Regions from separate parts of the Mus musculus genome. Here all the other regions are linked to region 1. Evidence: chromatin loops called from intact Hi-C (ENCODE). Cell type or tissue: left cerebral cortex. All regions are shown on one strand. Region 1 overlaps 5330413P13Rik (RIKEN cDNA 5330413P13 gene). Region 2 holds the start of Prn (prion protein readthrough transcript). Region 3 has its middle 12 kb from the start of Prn.

Region 1 (8,000 bases):
CTTCTCTCCGGTTCTTTTCCTTCTGTTGATTTGTCTTGTCTAACTTTGATGTACTAGTTTTTAGTTTTTAATCTTATTATATTTAATTTTGTGACATTAAAAAAAATGAATGGACAGGTGGGTGGATGAATGAATGAGAACCTAGCTGTTGTTTTTGTTTGGGGTGGTTTGTTGTTGCTGTTATTGCTGGGTTTTGTTTTGTTTTGTCTTATTTTTTTTTTTTTAAGAGAAATCAATCCAAGTAAGCCATGGGAGGAAGCCAGTCAGCAGGCATCCCTCTGTGGTCTTTGCGTATGTTCCTGCCTCCAGGTTCGTGTCCTGAGTTTCCTGAACATGTCAGCTGAAAATGTCATATGAAATAGCTCCTTCCCTCCACAAGTTGCTTTTGGTCAAGGTGTCTTATCATAGCAGTAGAAACTCTGAGACAGAAACCATTAACTAAGAAAATATATAAAAAATTATAGATAGAAAAATATTTTTTGGTAGAAGATTAAAGAGGAAAATAAATGTTTTCAGGTAAGACATTATTTTAGTTCTGTCTTACACTAAAATGATGCTTCAAAATTAAAGAAGAAAAGAGACGAGGACAAAACCCAAAGCATAGGCATGCCACAGGACAACTGTGTGAGCCACAAAATGATTCATGAAAGGCAAGACTTTGTAAAAGATGGTCTTCTTGTGACTATCTTTGCTGTAATTTTCTTATGGGCAGATTATTGATAATTCTTATTTTATTGCTCAATAAACATATGAGGAGAAAACTGCAAAAGTAGGTAGTGAGTCACCAAACTCCCCAAATAATTTTTAAGTGTAGCTCTTGGACTTCCTAACAACAAATAAAATAGAGACAGTCTGAACTGCCCAGGGGAGGATTATAGCCAAGGGAACAAGCTCAGTTAATGTAATAGCTTTATTCCTGGGGAATGGTGTTTTCCCCAGGCAGACAACCTGCTGCTCAGGAGGAGCACCCCACCCCCTAGCAGAAGAGAGGCTTTTAAAGGGACAGCAACTTACTCCAACTGTGACAAAACCAGGACACTGGAAAAGGACAGCACCGCGTGGGGTTCTAAAAACAAAACAAACAGTGGTGTCTCTCTTTGTAGAGGGGCAGAGCTCAGAATATAGGCTCAGCTCCCTCCATGGCTGTCCTTAAGGAAGCCATCCAAGGCTGGCTCCCAGATGAAAACCCCAGTGGGGGGCTAGAGAGATGGCTCAGCAGTTAAGAACTTTGTTGCTCTTGCAGAGGACCTAGGCAGGCATGTAGTACACATACATGCACACAGGCAACACATTTATGCACACAAAGTAAAATAAATTAAGGGGAAAAAAACCAGTGGAATGAATGACTCAACCATCAGGTATATTGGGTAACTTTCGATGTGGCAGGTTAAAACTGCTAATTTTTCAGTATGGGGACTTTGTTCTCTGCCTTAATTGATAACCCAAGGCCTGTTTTAAACAAATGTATGTAGTCACCAGTGTTTATGGGAATAGCCCGAAGTCTAAGGAATGATTGTTGTCAGGTTCAGCCTTGGAAACTGCTCTTTATGTGACAGAGAGGCAACGCATCTGGCAGTGCTCATTCGAGGTCCAGCTAGACGCTGTAGCCAGGATAGCCAGGTGCTTACAACCTGGAACAGCCTATGATAAAGTCTGGAGGCTGCAGACATGGCTGGGACACCTCTTTCCCAAATCAAGTTTAAACCCTACCTTATGCAGAAACAACAACAATTTTAAAAAATGGATTCAACAAAGGCCAATACCATCCTTGTTGTCTTAAATATTAAAAAAAAAAAAAGAAGGTGGTTCATTAGCATGTTAGTGAAAGTATAACAAAGTAAAAACAGAATTCTAGGCCTTTAGGCCCAGGCTTGGGAATGTGGCCTTTGTAAAGGTATGCTAATCATAAAACAGATAGCGACATTCCTCTACCCACCTGCTTCCTGGGTTCAAAGAGTGCTCATTCAAAGAAAGTCACCCTGACCACTACCAGAACCTGAAATGCAAATGTGCTGTTGTTAGGGGCTCTTAGAAGCTGTCTTGAGAGTTAACAATTACCAAGTATTCCTTGTGACTCTTGTAACTTTACACTTCCTTGTGACTCTTAACTGGTATCTTTGGTATCTTCCAACAACGCCCTCCCCACTTCCTTGAGTTGTGGTTTCTTCCTTTAAATACCCCCCTTACCCAGCTACTCGGGGCGCCACTCTACCCCTGCATGGTGTATGACCGTGGGCCCAAGAGCGCTCTTGAATAAAAATCCTCTTGCAGTTTGCAACAAGACCGTTTCTTGTGGGTGATTTTGGGGTGTCGCCTCTCCTGAGTCAGAACGTGGGGGAGTCCTCACGTTGTGAGTCTTTCATTAGCTGCAAAGGAAGATTTTTACTACTCTAGTCACTTGGCCTTTGGGGGGAAAAAGATTAAGTCCGTAGTCCCCAAAGTCTTAGGGGGTCTGTTTGCTTTAGTGACGGGAGGGGGGGGGGACTGAGCCACCACCTTTCCTAGCCTACACCAAAGGACAGCCACACTCCAAGAAAAACTAATTGTTTATTAGCTTTTGCTTCCCTGACAAGGATGTGGGTGTCCTCTGATGTTTATTGATGGCTCCTCAGGAGGCACGAAGACCTGCCTCACCCCCACCCCCCCACCCCCACCCCCGACTAAAATAACAAAATAACTGGAGAAGTTATTCTGCAGCAAATCTATCCCACCTCAGTCTCTACAGCCTCAAGACCATTTTAGAGACAAGGCTGTTCATGCCATAAATCAAGACTTAAAAGTTCTCTTCAAACAAAGTAGCAAGCACACTAACTAGGTCTCCCACACAGTATCCATCAAACCGGTTTAGGAGCCTGTTGGCAGCTGGAACCTTTGTGCTGTGGTTTGCTTATTGTGTTTCTTTTAGTCCTCTTCAGTAACATACCTTGACTACAACCTAACACTATATACCACCCCCACCCCCCCATTGGATTCCTTCTTAAAACTGATGTGTAACTACATCCTATACATTTTTATAGTGTGGAATCTTCATTCCTAAACTCAAAAAGTTAATGTGACTAGGAAGAGCTAATTTAATGGCCTAAGGGTAGTGCAGAGACAAGTGAGACTCGGGTCTCTAATATGTACAAACTCATATTAAGTCTATGACTGATTCTACCCTAAGTGTTAAGTATTTACTATTATAATGATTATCAGGCATCTCGTGATAAATAGGCCTTGCTATTCTTAGTGCTGGTCTTAGACCTGACAATCTCCTATGTGCTTTATTTTCGGTGTGGTCTTGCTATACTGAGAGGTGATGCCCTTTCGCCAAGATTCCTGCTAAACGATGATCTTCTCTCTACAAGCTTAGGCCTTCTTATTCTCCCTTAGGGAAGACTTTTGATCCTAGAAGAGAAGTCTGTCACCTGTGTACTCCTGAAATATAGGTGACAGAAGATAGATTGCCAGTCTTCATCAACTCTTAAGATGAAGAGATCTAAGTCTCAGAGGGAGAAGCTGAGGCAGAGTAGGAAAGGACAATTAGGAGAATATGGGAAGGAAATGAGCCCCTACCCAAACTCTGTCTGACCGCAGATTCTCACCAGCTGAGAATTCCCACACAACTAAGGACAGTTGCTCAGTCTGTCTCTGCTACCCTCCCTGTTAGAGGTGTGTGGTAGAGTGCCTGATATAAGAATATTCTCCTCTTTTGTTCGGTCTCCAGCATGACAGCATGACATATCCCCCCCCCCCCCCCAGCTAACAATGAAATAACGAGGGGAATATGCTTCTATACCCAACCCTATCCCCCTACCCCCCTTTCTTTCACATTTTCACTTTGAATTCTTTCTCATTTTAGGAAACTGATTCTCTTGGAGGCTGGGCGACCATCCAGGGCCAATCTGGGGACAGATTGGGGAATCACACAGTTATATTAGTATCTGTAATTTAAAGACTCACTTGACTTAATCATTAAAATTCCCGTCGTTGCTACAGAATCAGGGCTTGTTGTTGTTGCATTTGGAGAGAAATATTCAAGGACCCAGTCCCAACTTTGATGTAGACATTACCTGTGACTTAGAGCCAGGTCAGGGCCACCTGAGGTTAAGAAGTAGAAGAAAGCGTTTTTTTACGAAAGGGTAAGTGCCTTCTGGGTCTCAGGCACCATGCTTGGGGATGCTGGGGAGTCATTTCATATGTAAACTACCTGGATGGGCCGTGAGGATCCCACCAAAGCACCAAGAAAGAACAGCCCATTCCTTTTCTGACTGGAAAATAGAGCCCACTTCCCCTAGCGCCGCCGGTGAAAGAAGCCTTTCTTTGAGTGTGCAGCGGCACCAGAGGGCGCCTGGAAGGAAGAAAACCCTGGGTCTGCTTAGACCTTTCCTCCTATTGCAATGGTTTCCTTGAGCCCAGGCGGTCCAGAGCGCAAGCCAAGGTTCCACAGAAGCCCGCACAGAGGACAGAGGGCTGCTGTATTCAGCACTGTGATCTCCTGCCAAAAAACCCGAACCCCACAGGCTGCATTTGGAAGGACGTCCCCTGTCCAACCGCACCTAAGACAGCTTGAAGGAACTTGAAAGGTGGAGGGGTAGAGTGACCTTCTAAGCTGCCTGGCTACCCGACAGCTACTGGACACTACTCTTCCAGAGATAACTGGAAGTCTAGCTTTGATTTTCCATCATGGCTAAGCAATACTGGAGCTGTCCCTTGATCCTCCCACTGCTTTGTGAAATTAGAGTGGGTGGCCCAACCACAAGGCTGGGATACTTTGAATGAACCGATTTTTTTCCTTTTTTTCTTTTTCTTTTTCTTTTCCTCTTTTCTTTTCTTTTTTCTTTTTTTCTTTTTTGGCTTTCACTGTCATGGTGCAATAGTTTGAAAATCAGGGCAAGACTTCCGGAGGGAAAATGAGATCATCTCAGAGAAAATGCTCAGCAAGTGCCCCCTGGTGGTTGGTTTTTAAATTTTGCTCTTGATTGACAATGGTTTGTATTTATGGGGTACAATGTGTCTGACACTCTTATGCTAACGAAATAAGCTTTCTGTATTCGGTTGTTCTCAGATGACAGAGACTGTTTATATGTCTTCATAGAGACTCCTGCACACACACACCTTCCAGCTGCTTGTCTCCAGGATGACGGGGCTCCATCCTTCTCAGTTTGTCAAGGGCCCCCCAAAGTGTGTTAGTGTAAGATTTGGGGTGTTGGGTGATGTGATTTGGTTTAATACTATTTGAGGGGCATAGCATAACCTGAATTGGGGAATCTTTGGAGAAGTAATGTTATTGAAACCTCAACATGGGAATTGTAGACCCTTGTCATTCAATTTTACTAACACTTACCAGGGCAGGTATGGCACCCCACCAGAGATGCAAACCCACCACTCCTTCCACCCCTACATCCACCCTTTAAAACTGTACCAGCATGCCACTCCTCCGTATACCTCCCAAGCTGCCCTGTTCCCTAAGTATAGAATCTGGACTGTAGCTGTTTCATTCTCTCTCACTGCTCATGAGGAGAGACCCAAGCCTTACCATTATCTTTCCACTGAGCCTTTATGTGAAAATCCACATTGCTTTCTTTGAAGTCAGAGAAGACATGTTGATTGGCATATGTCTAAGTTCTGTCCACCTTCTTGCTCCCTAGAGGGCTCTGAGCTGTCCAGCCATTGGTACCCACCCATCAGCACTGTTACCCACCCATCCCCCATCAGCATTGGTACCCACCCATCCCTATCAGCACTGGTACCCACCCATCCCCCATCAGCACTGTTACCCACCTCATCAGCACTGGTACCCACCCATCCCCCATCAGCACTGGTAACTGCCCTACCACCACTAGCACCACCACCACCACCACCCAGGCTGCCGTATGCTTCCCTCAAGGTCTCCCTGCTTAGCCTCCTGCTCTACCGTTCTCTCCCAGGTTTCAGCAGCAGCTGCTCTTGATCCGCCTCTCTGGCTCCTGCTTACTTGCCTTGGGGTTTGTGATGATCATAAGATCTCCAGCTACCACCCCTCTAGGCTTTGTTGCTGGGGCCAGGCATGGCAATCAGGACTTACAAACAGAACCTTATTTAATTCTCATAATTGCCTTATGTGGGAGGTTCTATTACAACACTCACTTTACAGACTAGAGAACGAAGGCTCAGAGAGACTCAGTAACCTACCCAATAGCCCACAGCTAAGTTGGTAGCAAAGCAGACCTTGAACTTGGGTCTAATATACAGCTGTTAGTTGATTGCCACCCTGGGGACTGTTACTGTACCCTTCCATCCCCTCCTTGTCTTCCCTCTGCTTGCTACTTCCTCTCTCTTTTGGATGTATAACTGTTTTTCCTCCCCTGTCTGAGCATGCCTCCTCAAAGTTCAGCCTCCAGTTTGACATTCTTGTACTCTGAAAGAACCTTCAAAGTGTAGCTTTCCAGGGCAATCTCCTCATTTATGAGCTCCTACTTTTTCCATCTCACTCTGCTCAAGTCCCTCAGTTACTCAGCTGTCACCTCTCTTCTTGTCAGATGCAGGCCCCTCTCTCCCCTGTCTTCTTTATCTGCCTAATCCACACACCCATCTGACCCCTCAGTGACTCTGTCACCCTCTCTCTCCAGAGTCCTTTGTTGGCCATACTTGGCATGGTCACCACTGTTACCATCTCTACAGGGGCCCCTGGTTTCAGCACCTACTTCCCCAACTGGATCTATCTCCCCACAGTGACGTGAGCAATTGCTCATGAGCCAGAGCTCAAATGAGATGAATGAAGTTAGCTCCACACAACACAGAATCTTCAGGGCTTTCTCCACTTAGATCTCATAGCTCCCCTAGGTGGGTAGCTATTCTCATTTCCCCCATTTTGCAGATGGGAAACCAAGTCTCAATGATAACAAATACGAACTGTATTTGAATTCAAGCTGGTATTTGGACTCAGGCTAATTCCTGAATGCCTGGGCATAACCACTGCCCTACACTGTCTCACGTGACACTCCTGCTCAACACCATTTGGTGGCTATTGCTGAGCACAAACTGCCTCAAAGCCCCTAGAATCCTTGCCAATACATACCCCTAGCATTAGCATCTGATACTGTCCTTTCTGCATCCAAGCTTCAAGCAAACTGCCTTCTTTGCTGCCTAGAACACATCTTCTTAAGGGTTTCCTGCTTTTAGCCTTTGGTGACACTGCTCCTGTGACAGAGATGCCAGTCTCCTCCTCCTCCCTGTGGGCAAGCTGGGTCCACACTTAGAAGCTTGCCTCAAGTGCCACAGCCTCAGTGAAAATGTCTAATTTCTTTCCCAGCCAGGCAGGGGTGTTCTGTCCTTCCTGAGTTCTACTGCCCTGCCTGTGGCCTCAGTCCATAGGCCCACTCAAAGTTACCTCCTTCCTGCTTGAGTTCTGCTGTAGCTGCAGATAGGTACCTTTCCCTGCATCTACCCCAGCTGTCTACACCCCAGGAGCCCAAACAGTGCCACCCAATGGGTGGGCAGATGTTAGTGCTGGTGTTAAGAACGTTATCTGACTAGCCAGGCATGGTGGCACATGGCTTTTATCTAAGCACTAGAGAAGCAGAGGCTGGCTTGGTCTGCAGAGAGAGTTTCAGGACAGCCAGAGGCTGTCAGGCTATACAGAGAAACCCCGTCTTAAAAAGAGAAAAGTTGTCTGGTACCACTTCACACTCATTGGGATGTTATCACCCAAAACCCTAAAATAATAACAAATGGGGGCAGGGTTGGGGGAGACGGGACTCCTTACTTCCTGTCTCTGGGAGTACACTGACTGTGAAAACAGTAAGGCAGTCCTCCTAAACACTGTACAGAGAATGAGCACAGACCCAGAAATGAGCCTATTTCTGGTTACATAGTCAAAAATACAGAGAGCAGTGACTTAGAGAGATATCTTCACACCCAGGTTTACAACAGCATTATTCATAACAATCAAAGACAAAAGTAGCCTAACTGTGTGTCTCTAGATGGATGTAATAAATATGGTGTGTCTAAACAATGGAAGATCAGTCAGCCTTAAGTGA
Region 2 (8,000 bases), 83 kb before region 1:
TAAAAAAAAAAACAACCTGTATGTCCTACTACTGCCCAAAATTGTGTGTGTCATGGTACATGCATGTGTGCATGCAAGTGAACATGCATGTGTATGATATTAAAATACAGATGAGTGTTCTTGTGAGCCGGAAGGTGAAGAAGGGCTTTCCAGACAAGGAGACACAAAGCACAGGCAAACGCAGAGAGATGAATTTGATGGTAATAACCAAGAAATCTTGTTCAATGCTATGAGAAAACACCATGAGCAAAGCCAATAAAACACACACAAGATGCTAATGTACATATGCTCACGGTGTTTGTAGCATTAAAGTCGGCAGGAGGGTTCTTTCTAGAGTCTACAAAGAAGCTTTACAAAAAGTAGGACATCAATTCTCTGAGAAAATGATTAATATATAATCACTAATTTGCAGTAGTGAGAGAGCCAATGGTATGTAAGCTATTAAAGTCCTTAGGAACCATATAAAATGAGAACAAAATATAAAAGGGAAGTTGAATATTGTCAAGATGGCGGACTCCTGGGGGTCCAGGAGCCCACACAGCCAGCGGGAGAACATGAATGGTAGAAATGGATAGTAAAAATGAAAAGATCAATGGTTACACAACTAAAAAGGGAGAATAGGAAGAGAACATTTTAAAATGAAGTATTGTATTTGCAAGAAATAATTTACAAAATAAATCTAGAACATGTGGACGTTCTAAATAAAATTAAGAGTTATTTGATAATATAGACACACATGTATCATTAGAAAACACAGCAACAAAGTAGAGTGGTAGGGCACTTGGCTACAATGTGTGAGGACCTGGGTTCAAGTCCCAGAATCAAAAAGTAAGTAAGTAAATGAATAAATAAATAAAACCACCCCAACATGGCAGCTATAGTTTGGACATGAGAGAGGGAAAATCTGCTCAGAACGAGAAAGCTCTAGAGAGACAGTAACTATATTTGTCTTATGAACTAAAAATCTCTGGGAAATGAGACCCCTTCCCATTAACATATAAACTATAAAAGTGACTTTAGAATGAATCCATTCAATATGTATCTTTTTTTTGTTTTTGTTTTTGTTTTTTTTTGTTGTTGTTGTTTTTCCAGACAGGGTTTCTCTGTGTAGCCCTGGCTGTCCTGGAACTCACTCTGTGACCAGGCTGGCCTTGAACTCAGAAATCCACCTGCCTCTGCCTCCCAAGTGCTGGGATCAAAGGCGTGTGCCACCACTGCCCGGCATTCAATGTATCTTTATTGAATAACTGGTATATGAATTTTAAAAAGCAGAGCTAGGTATTGGCCTACACCTATGATCCTAGTAAGAAAGCGTTTTCATTAATGTGATGAAAACATCAAGCCTGTTGCCATTTTTAGATTTTTCTAGGAGCTTACAGAGTTGTGATTTCCTACGTGAAAATGATGGAAAATCACCTGGAAAGGCCTTAAAGGGTTAAAAAAAACCTCTAAGCTCGCTAGAATGGCAGTCTTTGAAATCTGCTGCATCTAAAGACACAGTGGGTAACATTTGACATTAAGAACACAAAATATCTAGGGCTCAGCCTCAATATAAATAGCAGACTTACTGAGGAAAGCTATACAATTTTGCTGAGATTAAAAAAATACTAGAGGGTTGGAGAGATGGCTCAGCGGTTAAGAGCACTGACTGTTCTTCCAGGGGCCCTGAATTCAAATCCCAGCAACCACATGGTGGCTCACAACCATCTGTAATGGGATCTGATGGACTCTTCTGGTGTGTCTGAAGACAGCTACAGTGTACTCATATACATAAAGTAAATAAATAAATAAATATTTTCTTAAATAATAGAATAATAAAAAGACATGTATTTTAGAAACCAATATAAGAGATTGCAATTCTATCCAAATAATCCAGAGTTAACACTATTTTATCCAAATTCAGAGGACTTTAAGAAACATGGTGCAGAGACACCTGAAAGGACATGGTGTTCACAAATGCAGTCCCAGAGACTGAAAGGTGGAGGCAGGGGGATCAAGAGCTCAACCTGCCTTGGTTATGAAATGAGTTGGAAGCCAGACTGGGCTGAGCCTTGCCTGCCTGTCTGCCTAAAAAGAACTGGATGGTGGATTTAGCTCAATGCTAGAGCATCTGTCTGCTACATGTGAGACTCTGAATTTGCTTCCTAGCACCAAACCAACCAAACCAAACAACCAAACAACCCCAGCCAACCAAACAAACAACCCCAACCAACCAACAAAAAAACCCAAACAAACCCCCTAAAAACTGGAGAAATTCTGTGTAAGAACAGAATCCAGAGCAGATCTGGTCCAATGCCATGTAAACCTGCACAGACATCACAAGGTTCTGCTCATAGGAGCAACATGTGCAGTCATGGAACCATAGAGAGGAGGGTACAAAAGGTCTACGAGTCACTCAGTTATTCTATTCCTGCTATGCATAGGCATCAAGGAGCAGAGCTGCTAAGAACTTGTCCTGAAGTTGTGGCAGCCTAAGATGCTGCTGCTGAGATCCATATATATTGATCAGTCTCTGCAACCTACTAGGCTCAGAATACATACAACTTGAAGTTGAATCTGTTAAATTATGAAGCAGAGAGAATAACACTTGAGCACACACACACACACAAATACACAAAACAGGCACACAAACATATATATGTATGTATATATATATACATACATATATATACGTATATATATATATACATGCAAACACATAAAGACAATATGCACACACAAAAACACATAAAGACAGACACACATATGCACAGATAGATAGACAGACAGACCCACCCTCTATTCCCATCCCTGGGAGGAAATTTCCTATCTTTCTTGTGCTAAGTACAATTAATTCATTTCTCATCATTTGATGTCACTGGTCCTTAAGGACCTGGATCAAGCTATGAAAGATCATGGAAAACATTTTAGGGCTTTAAGTGGTATCTCAGGCCCATCTCTGGATTAAATAGAGTAAAGGGTCCGTAAGCTGACTCATTATCAGAGCTACTTTAAGAACTTTGGAAAAAAAAAATCAGCTATCCGCCCAGGACAGCCTGGATGTATTTATGGATGGAATGGGAGAGGTTGGAAAAGCCTCGCATGGAGCCTGCTGCCCGCCTGCCCGCCCTCCTTCCCTCCCTCGCAAAGCTAGGCCATCCGGAACCTAACATTTTACACTTTCTGTTAAGAGGATGCAGCTCCCTTGGAGTAGCCACACAATACTGCAGTAGCAATGAGCAGAGAACTACTGAACACAGAACTCCCAGGTTTGAGAGGGAATGCCCACACTATCCATTTATGCATTACTTTATAATGCTGTAGCCATCCCTGTTTTAGATATAAATGTATGTTTAAGTATTTATTATGCAGGAGCTCACAGATGCCTTTCAAGAATGGAATGAGAAAGTTAAAACCAACATTCAGAAAAACTAGCTGGGTGTGGTAACCTGGCTTGGAACTTGGAACTTGGCACAGGACTAGAAGGTTGCATACAGGGAGTTCCAGGTCAGCCTGGGCATAGGAGATCCTGTTGAAAAACCAAAAAACTCAACCCTCAAACCAAGAATAAACAAAAGAACAATCCCAAATTAAAAAACAAACAACAAACAAGAAAAATCCTTCATTCGACCTTTCTTATTTGAAATTTGTCATAAAAATGCCTATCTATTTTAATATTTTTAAAATGCTTTCAGTTCCTTGGCCCAGCACAGTCCTCAGGAGAAACAGTGGCCCTTGTCCCATAGAATTAAGCTGACTTCGCAAGACAGCACTGAACAGTGAGGCATAAGTGGCCTCTGGAACAAGCACGGAGGTTTTCTGGCCCCCATCTCCCCAGTTGATGATTTTTCAGTTCCCCTCCCAACCCTCCCCAAGACCATCATGATTCACAGGGCACTCACAGTCTGCTTGGCTCTCCTAAATTGGACTGGTACCACTAGGAAGGCAGAATGCTTCAGCTCGGTTGAAATGGTTCAGTTCTGAAATATACTCAGGAGTCCTTTAAAACAACAAAAAGAGAAAACTAGAATTGATAAATAAGTCTGAGAACTGAAATACAATCTAATCTAATATGCAAATCATCAAACCAATACTAAAGAGTCACGCAAAATGGAGCAGTATTTGAACATGAAAATAAGGGCAGCGCAAACATATTCCAAAAAGCAAACAGGGCATGATCTATGTTATTTTAGAAACTAAAAACCTATCCCTGGGTTCGATCCCAGCAATCCCCAGTATTTCAAGAAAAGAAGCCTGTGAACTGTTTTTTTTCCTCCCAAATAAGTTAGTGGAAATAATACAGCAACAAACAAACAGAGGAGATCAGACACATCGTCTGAGCTCTTTCAATTACTGCTCTTCTGGGCTTTTCACTGAGACAGCCTGAGTCCTGAAAAGCCTTGGTCTCCTTACCTGTACTTTGACTCTCAGTTGTCCCCAGTGATACGTGGGGCCTAAAATGAAGAGTGTTCACGATGGCCTCGGCTTCCATCATGAGCCTGTCAGTTTCTTAACTGCTTGGCTTTTACACCTTTAGGTTGATTTTTCAGTTGGATCTAATTTTCTCTAACTGCAGGCCATATGGCTCCCCTAGCCCTTTGTTTGTTCCTTCCCAGTAAATTGCCAGGAGTGGGGTTTCTGGGTCACAGCACACGACTAATAATACCTCACCAGATTGTTTTACTGCTGGGCACGGTGGTTTATGCCTGTACCAGGGCATTCTGGGAAGATGCAGGGAGGATTGCCACAAATTTGAGGCCTGTCTGGTCTACACAGCAAATTTCAGCTACATACTGAAAGCCTGTTAATGAGCTCACAAACACACTCCAAACTAACCAAGGAACCAAACAAAAAAAGCCCTAACTGACTTACAGTAGTCTCAACTAAGTATGAATGGGAAACAGAATAGTGCACTTTCAATGTCAAGTTTTACACAGACAGTTAATCTCTGAAATAAATGCCAGGCATGGGTAGCAGTTTTCTCCTTTCCAAATATGATGGAAAGGGGATGGAGGGATACTTAGAAGTTTTAAGAGCTCTGGTTGCTCTTCCAGAGGACCTGGATTTGGTTCTGAGCTCCCCTGTGGCAGGGGCTCACATAACCATTCACGGCTCTAGTGCCAGGGCATCCAGCACCCTCTCCTGACCTCCACAGAACCAGGTGTGTATACAGGCGAATGTGGATGCAAAACACTCATGCACATAAAATAAACACTAGTCTTTTAAAAAAGGAATAGACAAAAGGAACCCCAGGCAATGTCAAGTCATGATTGTTGGTTGTAAAGCAATCTTTCTAGCCCTTAAGCAGGGCCACTTGTTCCCAAACCTGACACTTTCAGGCAACCTCTAGGTTAGGGTTGCTGTTGCCATTGTCTCTGTCTATTTAATAGATGTAAAGACAACAAACAAACTTGCTTTAATTTGCATCTTATTCAGAAAATGACTCATCGTTTAGTCCCTGCTATAAATAATATGGAAAGCTTGTGTCAGATTCAAATACAACCCAAATCATCCCTTAGCTTTCTATTTCCTTCGCCTCCTCGAAGCTCTCGGATGTGTGTGTAGGTAAAGTAGTTCCTTTTCTTCATTGAATAGTTAATTTTTCAAGATGTTTGGCATTTTAATGCAAAATTTTGATTCCTGTTTGCGATATAATTAAATTTGCACGTCTTTAGTCCCATTCTCCCAGGAGTTTCTCTTAAGGAAATGGAGAATTCTGCGCACCCGCAACTGCTATTAAACCACGGTATTCAAAGTACAAGAAAATAGACAATCATGAAAACGCCTAGACAGGGCAGTGAAGGCGCACGGCGACGTTGAGAATGAAACTGTGCAAGGGAGTAATGACTGTGGTGGAATAACGAGGTAAAATTATGTTCGCTGTAGCTACTACAAAGAGAGAAGAAAACAGCCAAGGACAGTCAAAAGATGCCACCCCCATCCCCAGCGATGCTGAGCTGTGAATCTGGCTCGGGAAGGAAAGGCTGGCTCCCGGCCTGGCTGCCCTGGGATTCGGTTCCTCCAGGAGTCGCGCAGCAGGGGGTGTACAGTCACCTCCCAGCCAGACTCAGCCCCAGTCCCAGTCCCAGTCCTAGTCCCCGTGGCCTCAAGGCCCCGAGAGGCGCAGTGAGCCGAGCTTGACGACGGAAGGCTGAGTGCTCGCCAAGGCCTGGCTTCAGCAGCCCGCTTACCTGCCACCGATGCGACGCAGCGCCCAGAATCGGTCTGCTGATCCGACAACGCGGGGGAGCCGGGAGTGGAAAGGGGCGGGGCAGGCGGGAGCTAGGCTGGGCGAGGGGCGGGGCGTGATGCTCACCAATGGCCGCGCCGCGTCTCTCGCGGGGGGGTGGGGGGTGGGGGAATGAGTCACCGCTCCGGACTGGCTTAAATGCTTGTATCTGTTTAAACCGCCCCCAGTGTCAGCACTCCCTGACGACGCTCAGCAACTATAAAAATCATCTTTAATGGAAGACTGATCCAGTACCCAATGCTCCCGTTACATAATGGGTAGTTGAGAAAATGAAAGGTTACCTAACGGAGCGAGGAAGCCATCGTTGAACTTTGGTAACAAGAAATTGGTAACGAAGATTTTCGACATTTTCCCACAAACTATAAAAGAATTAGAGGCCTAGAAAGTATATTGGCCATTGCATGTTGACTTATTTATTCTCTGCTGATTCCTTCTTTTCCCCTTCTTTCCTTTCTTTTTCTTTTCTCTCCTTCCCTTTTTTCTTTATCTTTGGAGACAATCCCATAGCCCAATTTGGCCTGGTGTTCCTACTAAGTAATTTAAGCTGACCTCAAACTCAAAGCAATGCTTCTCCCTCAATCTCGTGAGTTCTAGGATTGTAGACTCGCACCACCACACCCAACTCATTTAATCACTTTTTTCTTTTATTGTGTCCAAAGGAAAAAATGCACTGCATTTAACAGCTCCCACCAAACACAGCCTGAAACAGCTTAAAGGAAATGATGTTCTTGTTCAAGATGCCTGCTGACTTGGACAGGTGAAAGCCTGCAGTCAGGAGACTCTCAAGTTCAAGGCTGACCTGGGCAACATAATGAGACCTTTTTAAAACAGGGGAGGGTTAGGAGCTGGGGCACTGGCTCAGTTCCCAAGCGTGAGGACCTGAGTTTGGAATCCAGGGACCACTGGGCAGTGATTGGGGAAGACATGACATTGACCTCTGGCCTCTACACATAGGTTGACATGCACCCTCATGTCCATACTACACATGTAACACACTCCAAAGCCATGTAAATAAATTGCTGCCAATACTGAGACAGAAGAGGTCATAAATCACAGGGAAAACATAATATCCTGTCCTCTTGCTGAGGGCGAGACACTGAAGATCATTAACAGACACAAGATTGGGTTTGGATTAAATATTTGTATCCAGTATTAGGATCCAGGGAGAGAGGGTGGTAAGGAACTATCCGAGCCAGGAGAATTATAGTTGTTTATTAAGTACTCTTGTGTAATCCTTGTGTCCCCCCACCCTGTGTGTGTGTGTGTGTGTGTGTGAGCGCGCGCATACATGGGTAGGCTCACACAGTTGTTGACAGTTGTTGGGGAAGAGGCCATGAGAGGGCTGGAAAATACAGCCTTTGGCTGAGATGATTCAATTACAGTGAAATTAGATTTCAGCGGTGCTGGTGTCTGCTTGACCTTTACTCTGGGTTCTTAATGAAGGCATTGACCATCTTCCAGAGCCTTGCCTTCCTGCCTCAGAGAATACTCATTGTGATCAGGATGACTGCATCTGTCAAGAGGGCAGGGGAGGAGTGGGAGGGTGTCTAGATTAGCTTAGGTAAGGGACCAGCTTCCCACCCCGCTTCCACCTGGCCTCCCCCACAGAGGGACTCTGAAAGGCTTGATTAAAAGACATCAAAACTCAGCTTTTTCCTCAAAGAATCAAATATCTATTGGCTGACTGCTCTCTACCCACTAGGAAGTGGCAATGAAAGCTTTTTTGGGTGGGGGTTGAGAGGTTTCTAGAGACAAAAGAGGACCAACCAGA
Region 3 (8,000 bases), 69 kb before region 1:
AAACATTGAGTTTCTATGGTTTGGGCTGAGAAGTTAGAGGAGAGCCACTCTTAATTTATAGGAGACATCTTGGTAAAAACAGTGATTGGGTGTAAGTGTGTGACAAAGTCATGGGGCCTCTATAGCAACTGAATCAAGAGAGTGATACAAGTTTGATGGAGAAGCCATGTCAGCAAATAGCCAGACCAAAGGCAGTATACATTACAAGCAATATAGTGTCATTATAAGGAAACACCCAGAGGTTGAGTTGCTTTACAAAGAAAAATGGACTATTCTGGTTCATAGTTCTGAAGGGTAAGAGACACTGCACTGGATTCTCCTGAGGAAGAGGCCTTGGTGACAGGAATGTGTGCAAAGGGAGACATGACACAGTGAGACAAGAAGCTAGAAAAAGTGCTTTGGGGCGTTGGCCTCACTCCTCTGATTTGTTCTGTGAGAACCTGGAGACTCAGAGTTCTTGGATAACGACCTCTTGTGGACAGAGTTCTTGACGGCCTATCCGTATCCTCTTAAAGGTCCATACCACTTGCTATCATTGGCACTTTATGAAGTAAGCGTCCAATGCATTGGCCCTTGGGGGGGGGTTGGGGGGAAACGGACAAAACACATCTAAACTATGAAAAATTGAGAAGTAGAGTGTCTTATGCCCTGAGCTTAGATGAGGTGCTCCTCAGCTTCCATCCCCAAATCAAAAGTTTGTGCTTCTGTAGTAAAGTCTTCCTTGTTCGTATATACATTTCCCTTTTGTGTAAATAGTTAGTAGACTGATGACTACGAGTGAGTTCATAAAACCTTGAAACTGTGAAATTTCCTAGCAGAAGTACACCATTTGCTTTCTGCTAACAGTGTCGAGAACACATGTTTTCACGGCTTTGGTATTACTTCTTAGTTTTTAAAGTGTTGGCATTTGGATGCATACAAAATTATATTTAGTAATTCAAATTTACATGATCAAAAGGTTGTTCTGGGTGTGGTGGCTTATGCTTTTAATTCTAGTATTTAGAAGGCGGACGGATGAAGATAGATGTAAATTTGAGGCCAGCGTGAGTTATGTAGTAACCTGCTACTATCCAAAAACCTGACTCTGTTTCAAAAATAAAAAATTACCAAAAAGGAGATTGGGTCTTTCATGTTTAGAGCCATTTGTTATTTTTCTTATAATTAATCACACATTTTACTTTTCCTGCAAGATAGTTGTTTTAGTTAAGGTTTCTATTGCTGTGATAAAAACACATGACCAAAAGCAACTTGGGAGGAAAAACATTTATTCCAATTTAGCTTACAGTCAGTCCATCATCCAGGGAAGTCAGGGCAGGAACCTGGAGGCAGGATGCTACTTCCTGGTTTACTACCCATGGTTTGCTCAGTTTGCTTTCTTATACCATCCAGTACCACTTGCCCAGGGCTGACACTGCCCATAGCCAATCACTAATCAGGAAAATGCACCCCAGGATGCCCACTGGTGTTTCTCAAGTAAGATTCTTCACAGATAATCTTATTTGTGCCAACTTGACATAAAAATTAGCCAGCATGGTCCTGGTAGTGGGGGTGAGGGTGGGGTGGGGTTGGTGGTCAAGGATGGAGTTTCTGGTAGTCCTGTTTTAGGGTGTGAGAGTGGGGGAGCCAGCTGACCAGCTCAGATATCTCTCAGGTCCAGATCCAGAACTTTGAATTAGTCCACCCCAACATCTCCCTATCAATGAACTGTTGGATCGCATGAAGGGGCGGGTCCTACAGATCCAAAACTACAGAATCGCCACGACATAGGGCAACATCAACAGGATATCTTAGAGAGTCCCAGTGAGGTTCCAGTAGTGATAGAGTAGAAGAAGCCAGAGACCTCATACCAGACCAACGAGTCCTTGCAATGGATGTTTGCAACCAAAGAAGTGTGGACAAAAGGGTATATTGTAAGATACACTGTGACACACTACAGCTTTTACAACAAGATGTTCCCACACACACACCCTGTTGATGGAGAGGTTGTAAGGGTGTATGATATAAAATTAACAAAGAACCAATAAAAAGTTAAAAAACAAAACAAGCCAGCACAATTGACATCTTGTCAACTTGACACATAAACACATCACTTATTAAGCCATAACCTTTTCCTTTTTCTTGCCCCCAAGATTTCATGTGAATATTGATATGATAATATAAAACATTTTAACTTTTAAAAGTCCCACAGTCTTTAAAAATTCAAACACTTTAAAAATCCAGTCTCTTGAAAATACCCGGTCTCAAAAGTATCCAAAATCTCTCTAAAAACCCCAAAGTCTCTTCAAAACTCTAAATCTCCTTGAGATTTCAGTCTCTCAACTGTGGGGTCCTATGAAATAAAAAATAAGTTATGTACTTCCTTATTCCGAGAGAGAACAACTAAGGCACAGACAGAACCAAACTGCAATGGAATCAGACACACGACCTTCTGGGCGCCAAGGGGCTTGGCAGCAGCACGTTTCTGGTTCTGCTCTCTGCAACACACACAGCTTGTCTTCTAGACTCAAGCAGTCTCTCCTCCATGGCTGCCTCTGTTCTTTGTGGTCATCCCATGGTGCTGGCATCTTCAAAATGTTAGAGTCTTCATTGCAACTGGGCTGCACCTTTACCCGTAGCCTCTCCAGAGCTTTTTTCAGAGACTCTAAGCATGCCACATAGTGTCAAGCCTCAGTTGCTCTCCACAGCCCCTTCAGTCCTGGGTTTCTCACTGCTGCTGAGTCTCTACCTTCACCGATGGCCTCTTCTAGCCTCTCACAGTGCTAAGCCTCAGCTACTCTCCATGACCCCTTCAAGCCTTCAAAGCCAGTACCACTTGGGAAACTCTTACATACTACCAAGTTTGACTGCCAGCATGAGGCATGACCTCATCCCGCTCTGGACTGAAGAGATGCTCTGAAACTTATGGTCTTCAATGATGCTGGTCTTTTCTTGATCACTGCTAATTTCTCAGCTCTAGCTAACCAGCATCCACTGTCCCAGTTTCACTTTAATGGCTCTGATCGCCTTTGAATCACAACCAATTCTTCAGCCCCGGTTGACCAATATCAGATTCTTAAAACTCAAAATAATGGAGGGACCTATAGTCTTTAAGAGACTCCAGAACTTCCCTATGAAACTTCACAAGCCAGGCCTCCACCATCTACATTGCTTTCAACATTCTTAACTCTCAAGGTCCCACAGAAAAGCTGGCTGAGCTCCTAGAGTCCAGTGACTTTTTCAGCCCAAAGTTCTAAAATGCTACCACAATCCTCCCCAAAACACACCGTCAGGGCTCTCACACAATACCCTACCACCCGGCACCAACTTCTGTCTTAGTGTCTACTGCTGTGATAAAATTCTGTGGCAAAAAAAAAAAAAAAATAGGGAGAAGGGTTTATTTCATCTTCCAGTGTGTAGCCATCACCTAGGGAAGTCAGAATAGGAAACCCAGGCGGAACCTGGAGGCAGAACTGATGCAGAGGTCATGGAGGGTGTTACTGACTTGCCCCTCATGGCTTGCTCAGCCTTTCTTACATCATCGACCACCTACTAAGGGGTGGCACTACCTCATGGGATGGGCCCACTCCTGTCAATCATAAATCAAAAAGTGTACCACAGTGTGTCTACAGGCTAATCTGGTGGGGGCATTTTCTAGATTAAAATTTCTTCTTTCTAGATAATCCTAGCTTGTATCAAGTTGACATAAAAACTAGCCAGCACAAAGATTTGTTTGTTTGTTTGTTTTTTGTTTTTGTTTTTAATAGTTAGAAGCCAATTTTGGTCTCCTTCATGTATCATAGATATTTTACTTTGATTTCATTTAAGATACAAACTTCCACACTTAGTAAACATAACCGTGTCGTGTAGAAAATGGAAAGCGTAAGGTTGTGCCTTGGACAGTGTGCTACAGAATACCCAAGAGTTTGTAATTCATGCATAATGGGGATTTATTTCTTACAGTTTTGGAAGCTGAAAGTCCAAAGCCAAGGTCTGCCCCTGGCCATGGCTGTGCACCTGTGTCACCTCAAGGTGGAAGAAAGGACAAAAGTGAGCATAGGTGGAGGAAGAAACAGACGCATCCTTTCCCTGCATCATAGCAACTTACCTCCTCCTACGACCTTGCTACTGATGAGTATCAACAGACTCATCAGAAGGAAGCCCTGGTGTCCTGGTCACCTCTAACATGTCTACAGCTTGACACCGTTCCACAGGAGCTATGAGAGACACACTTGAGTCTAAGCAGGCTGACACATTGATTTTTTTTCAGACACCTTGCAGCTTCCAGCTTTCAAAGGATCCCCCATTTATTTTAAAAAAAAAAATGCACCACGAGGATAGTGCTTTTAATTTGCATTAAAAAATTAAATCTTTGTTCCATGAAGGATAAGTTCGATCAAAAGGAAGCCACACTACTTGTTTTCCGCAAGCGGCTGACAGATCGTCCTCACAGATGGCCTCCTAGGATACAGATTTTTCTCCACTGCTTGGAAATGTCATCTGTAAAATAATGTATGGAATTTTCATGTGCACTTGAGTTTATTATGTATTTTAACTTTTTTTGTCTGCTAATTTTTATGTTTTCTTTTAAATAGTTACTATGGTAGTCTCACCATTTGCTTTAATGTCTCTTAGTCTTAGCTTACCTACACTTTTTTTCTCATTTCGTCCAGACATTTCTTTGACTCTTTGCAGTTGTTGGTTTTTTTTTTTTTTTTTTTTGAAATAAAAATGGCAGCAGTAACACGCATGCCCGTGCTATGTGCCAGGCGCTGTCGGAAACACTTTCATGTGTTAATTAATTCAGACTTTCATTACAAGAGCTTTTATTAATTCCATTGCACATCTGAGGAAATTGGCAGTGATAGTTGTAAGGCTGGTGACAAAGACAGACAATCGGCTGGAGAGATGGCTCAGTGGTTAGGGACCTGGGTTTGGTTCTCAGCACCCACACCGCAGCTCATGGCCATCTGTGACTCCAATTCAGAAGGATATAGTTCTTCTGGTCTTTGGGGGCACAAGACACACAGATATACATGTAGACAAAATATACATGTACATAAAATTAAATTACATTAAATGTTAAAAAAAAAGGACAGACAGACAAGGGAATTAGTAATTTGAAGATGGCACGCCTTTATTGTGGGCAAGGCTTGCAGAGGGGCACCAGAGTGCCCACCATCTATTTGTAAGTAGGCAGAGAGATTGAAAGGGGACTAAAAAGCAGCTTTTTTTTCTTTTTTTTCTTTTAATCCAGTGAGGAAAGTAAGATGAGTAGTCAATTTTAAAATGTCAGGTATTCATAAACATTGATTACTGTGAGGGATGATTCTAGAAACACAAGTTACTTTATCTGTGGGAGCCAAATTACTTTAGTTTGAAGAGCAGACATTGTTTAGGCAAAATGGAGGAGCTTACAACATGTGTGACCATGACTGCCGAGAGCAAATCGAGTTTGCAGCAGAACTCAGACATACTTTCTCGTCTCTTGTTTTGTTCTCCTTCCTCAGCAGAACTAGAGATTGAATCTAGGACCTCATGCATGTGGAGTGAGACCTGTGCCACTAAGCCATAGCCTTATCCCTCCCTTTCATTTGGAGTAAGACTGTATCATGTGGGTGCGGGGACTCGAACCTGGTCCTCCCTCTGCCAGAGCAGCATCTACTGTTAACCACCAAGCCGTCTCTCTAGCCTCCAATCAGATCTTTGCATCTCTCATAGTTCTCTTTCAGTTTGTTTTGCATTATTGTCAGAGACCTTGCCATTGTCTTCCAGGCTTTTAAACAGATCATGTACACTTCGTATCAAGAATATTTCTATTCTAGCTATGTTGGTTTTCATTGCTATTATGAATAGAATATTTTCTTTCATTATATTTGATATATATATGTATGTATGTATACTTTCCATTTGATTAGAGAAAAACATTTTAATGCTAATTCACAGTCTGCCAACTCGCTAAAGTCTCAAACCATTTTTGAGACTTTACATTCACTCAAAGGCATTTCTAGGCTGTCCCTTCCGATTCCAGGAACTTGCTCACAGTAGCCATGAATTATGATGACAAACAGGGCCTCCTTTGTGTAGCATTTGCCATGATTTCTCTGTCTTTGCTTGGACTGGGGGAGGCTTTTAGAACTGTGGTGGATCCAGGGGCAGTAGTGCTGCCCTTGCTTGGTCCTTCCGGTAAAGGCCGCACCATTCAGCACAGGACCATGGGTGATAGTGAGGAAATATCTATGTTTACCATCATACTAAACATTAAGTTAATCCAGGAATGGACTTTGTTAAATGTCACTTCCCTGTCTATACCTTCAAACACATGACTTACAGTACATATGAATTACAATATATTTTCTAATATCGAACCACTTAGCGATGATTTTTAATGACTGTTAGGCCTATTCTAAGTTTTTATTAGGTATTTAGCTCATTTACATTTCCAATGCTATACCAAAAGTCCCCCATACCCACCCACCCCCACTCCCCTACCCACCCACTCCCCCTTTTTGGCCCTGGCGTTCCCCTGTACTGGGGCATATAAAGTTTGCAAGTCCAATGGGCCTCTCTTTCCAGTGATGGCCGACTAGGCCATCTTTTGATACATATGCAGCTAGAGTCAAGAGCTCCGGGGTACTGGTTAGTTCATAATGTTGTTCCACCTATAGGGTTGCAGATCCCTTTAGCTCCTTGGCTACTTTCTCTAGCTCCTCCATTGGGAGCCCTGTGATCCATCCATTAGCTGACTGTGAGCATCCACTTCTGTGTTTGCTAGGCCCCGGCATAGTCTCACAAGAGACAGCTACATCTGGGTCCTTTCAATAAAATCTTGCTAGTGTATGCAATGAAAAAAAAAAAAAAAGAAATGCATTTTGACACTCTCAAGAATGGCTGAGTGGCAAAATGTTTGTCCTTCTGCCCTGTTAGCTGTTTGAGGAGAGAGATTTTTGCCAAGAGACTCATTAGTATGAGAAAATGAGTGGTTCACTCCTACAGCAGACAGAGCCAGCCTTTGACAGTGTCCAGACCTGCACCATGCTGCAGAGCTCTGGCACAACAGAACGATCAACAGGGTGGAAAGCGAGAAACAAGATGGGAAGAAGTATTCAAAATCATAAACATCCAGCAAGGAGCTGATACCTAGGACAGTTAAGGAATTCAACTCAATGGAAAAAACAAACCCAGACAACCTGCTTTTAAAGTGGACCTTGTCAGTTGCTTTTCTTGTAGCTCTGACCAAATCTTTGATACAGACAAGTTTAAGACGGAAAACTTTAGTGAGATCTGGGTTTTCAGGCACAGCAAGGCAGCTCAGTGGGTTCCATGCTGGCCCAGGGATCAGAACAAGGGGATGCTGGTTCTCAGTTAGCTCTTCCCTTTTCCTCTCTTACTCTGCCTGCACCCTGCGCCAATGGGATGGTGACAGACTGTCTTCTCCCACCCCTCCTGGAAACACACCTAGAGTGTACCTCATCAATCTCCTAGGTGACTTAAAATGGAGTCAAGTTGGCAATAAAGACATACCAGTTACAAGACCTAATCAACATTTCCCAAAGGAAGACACAGTGGCCAACAGGCATATGAAACAGATCGCTATCCATCACTACTCATCAGAAATGGAAATCAAAGCCACACTGACAGAGAGTGGGTATTATTTTAAAATCCCCAGAGAGAAATATTGATGAGGATATCAAGAAAAAGAAACTTGAAAATGTTAAGAAAATAAATTAGTATAGCCATGTGGAAAAGTGTGAAGGTTCCACAAAAAGATAAAGGTTAGACTAACTTTTACTGTATCAGCAACCCTGATATAATGTATATATCCTACGGCAGTTGAAAACAGCTGGTCCAAGAGGTTCCTGAATTCTCCTGGAATACCATTCACAGTGGCCAAGCCACACTGATAGACTTTTTTGTCTATCAATGAACAGGGGAGAAAGCAAGTGTGGTATGCAGCTATAATGGACTACAACTCAGCCAGAGAACGAAACCCTGCTGTTTGCTGTGACACCAGGGAGAACCCG

Evidence for each region. A loop is a pair of places that touch in the nucleus more often than their neighbours do. Peaks named below come from ENCODE experiments on the same cell type or tissue, not always from the same donor. Only the 100,000 strongest peaks of a DNase experiment are listed, where the experiment ranks them.
Region 2: it touches region 1 in a loop (7-fold over the local background); 4 of 42 quality-filtered maps call a loop at or near these places.
Region 3: a loop joins it to region 1, with 2.0 times the contacts of the local background. A loop is called at or near these places in 8 of 42 quality-filtered maps.

The regions. Positions count from the first base shown.
Region 1 is chr2:131,825,157-131,833,156 of GRCm38, reverse strand. All of the region lies in intron 2 of 5330413P13Rik (RIKEN cDNA 5330413P13 gene), which reads left to right. Among named protein-coding and RNA genes, the nearest start is that of 5330413P13Rik, 18 kb to the left of the region's middle. In left cerebral cortex, CTCF peaks have their summits at 4,312 (motif pointing right) and 4,937 (motif pointing left); DNase peaks (open chromatin) are centred at 4,403 and 4,927; H3K4me3 peaks cover 369 bases; H3K27ac peaks cover 797 bases.
Region 2 is chr2:131,908,174-131,916,173 of GRCm38, reverse strand. Prn (prion protein readthrough transcript) reads right to left here and starts at 6,246. Exons shown (of 5, transcript NM_001278259.1): 1 at 6,171-6,246; 2 at 3,882-3,979. It overlaps Prnp (prion protein), which reads right to left and starts at 6,246. Exons shown (of 3, transcript NM_011170.3): 1 at 6,171-6,246; 2 at 3,882-3,979. In left cerebral cortex, no CTCF peak of the experiment used is centred here; DNase peaks (open chromatin) are centred at 2,138, 3,152, 4,587 and 6,280; H3K4me3 peaks cover 5,297 bases; H3K27ac peaks cover 3,749 bases.
Region 3 is chr2:131,894,313-131,902,312 of GRCm38, reverse strand. No RefSeq gene overlaps it. Among named protein-coding and RNA genes, the nearest start is that of Prn, 12 kb to the left of the region's middle. In left cerebral cortex, no CTCF peak of the experiment used is centred here; no DNase peak of the experiment used is centred here; H3K27ac peaks cover 351 bases.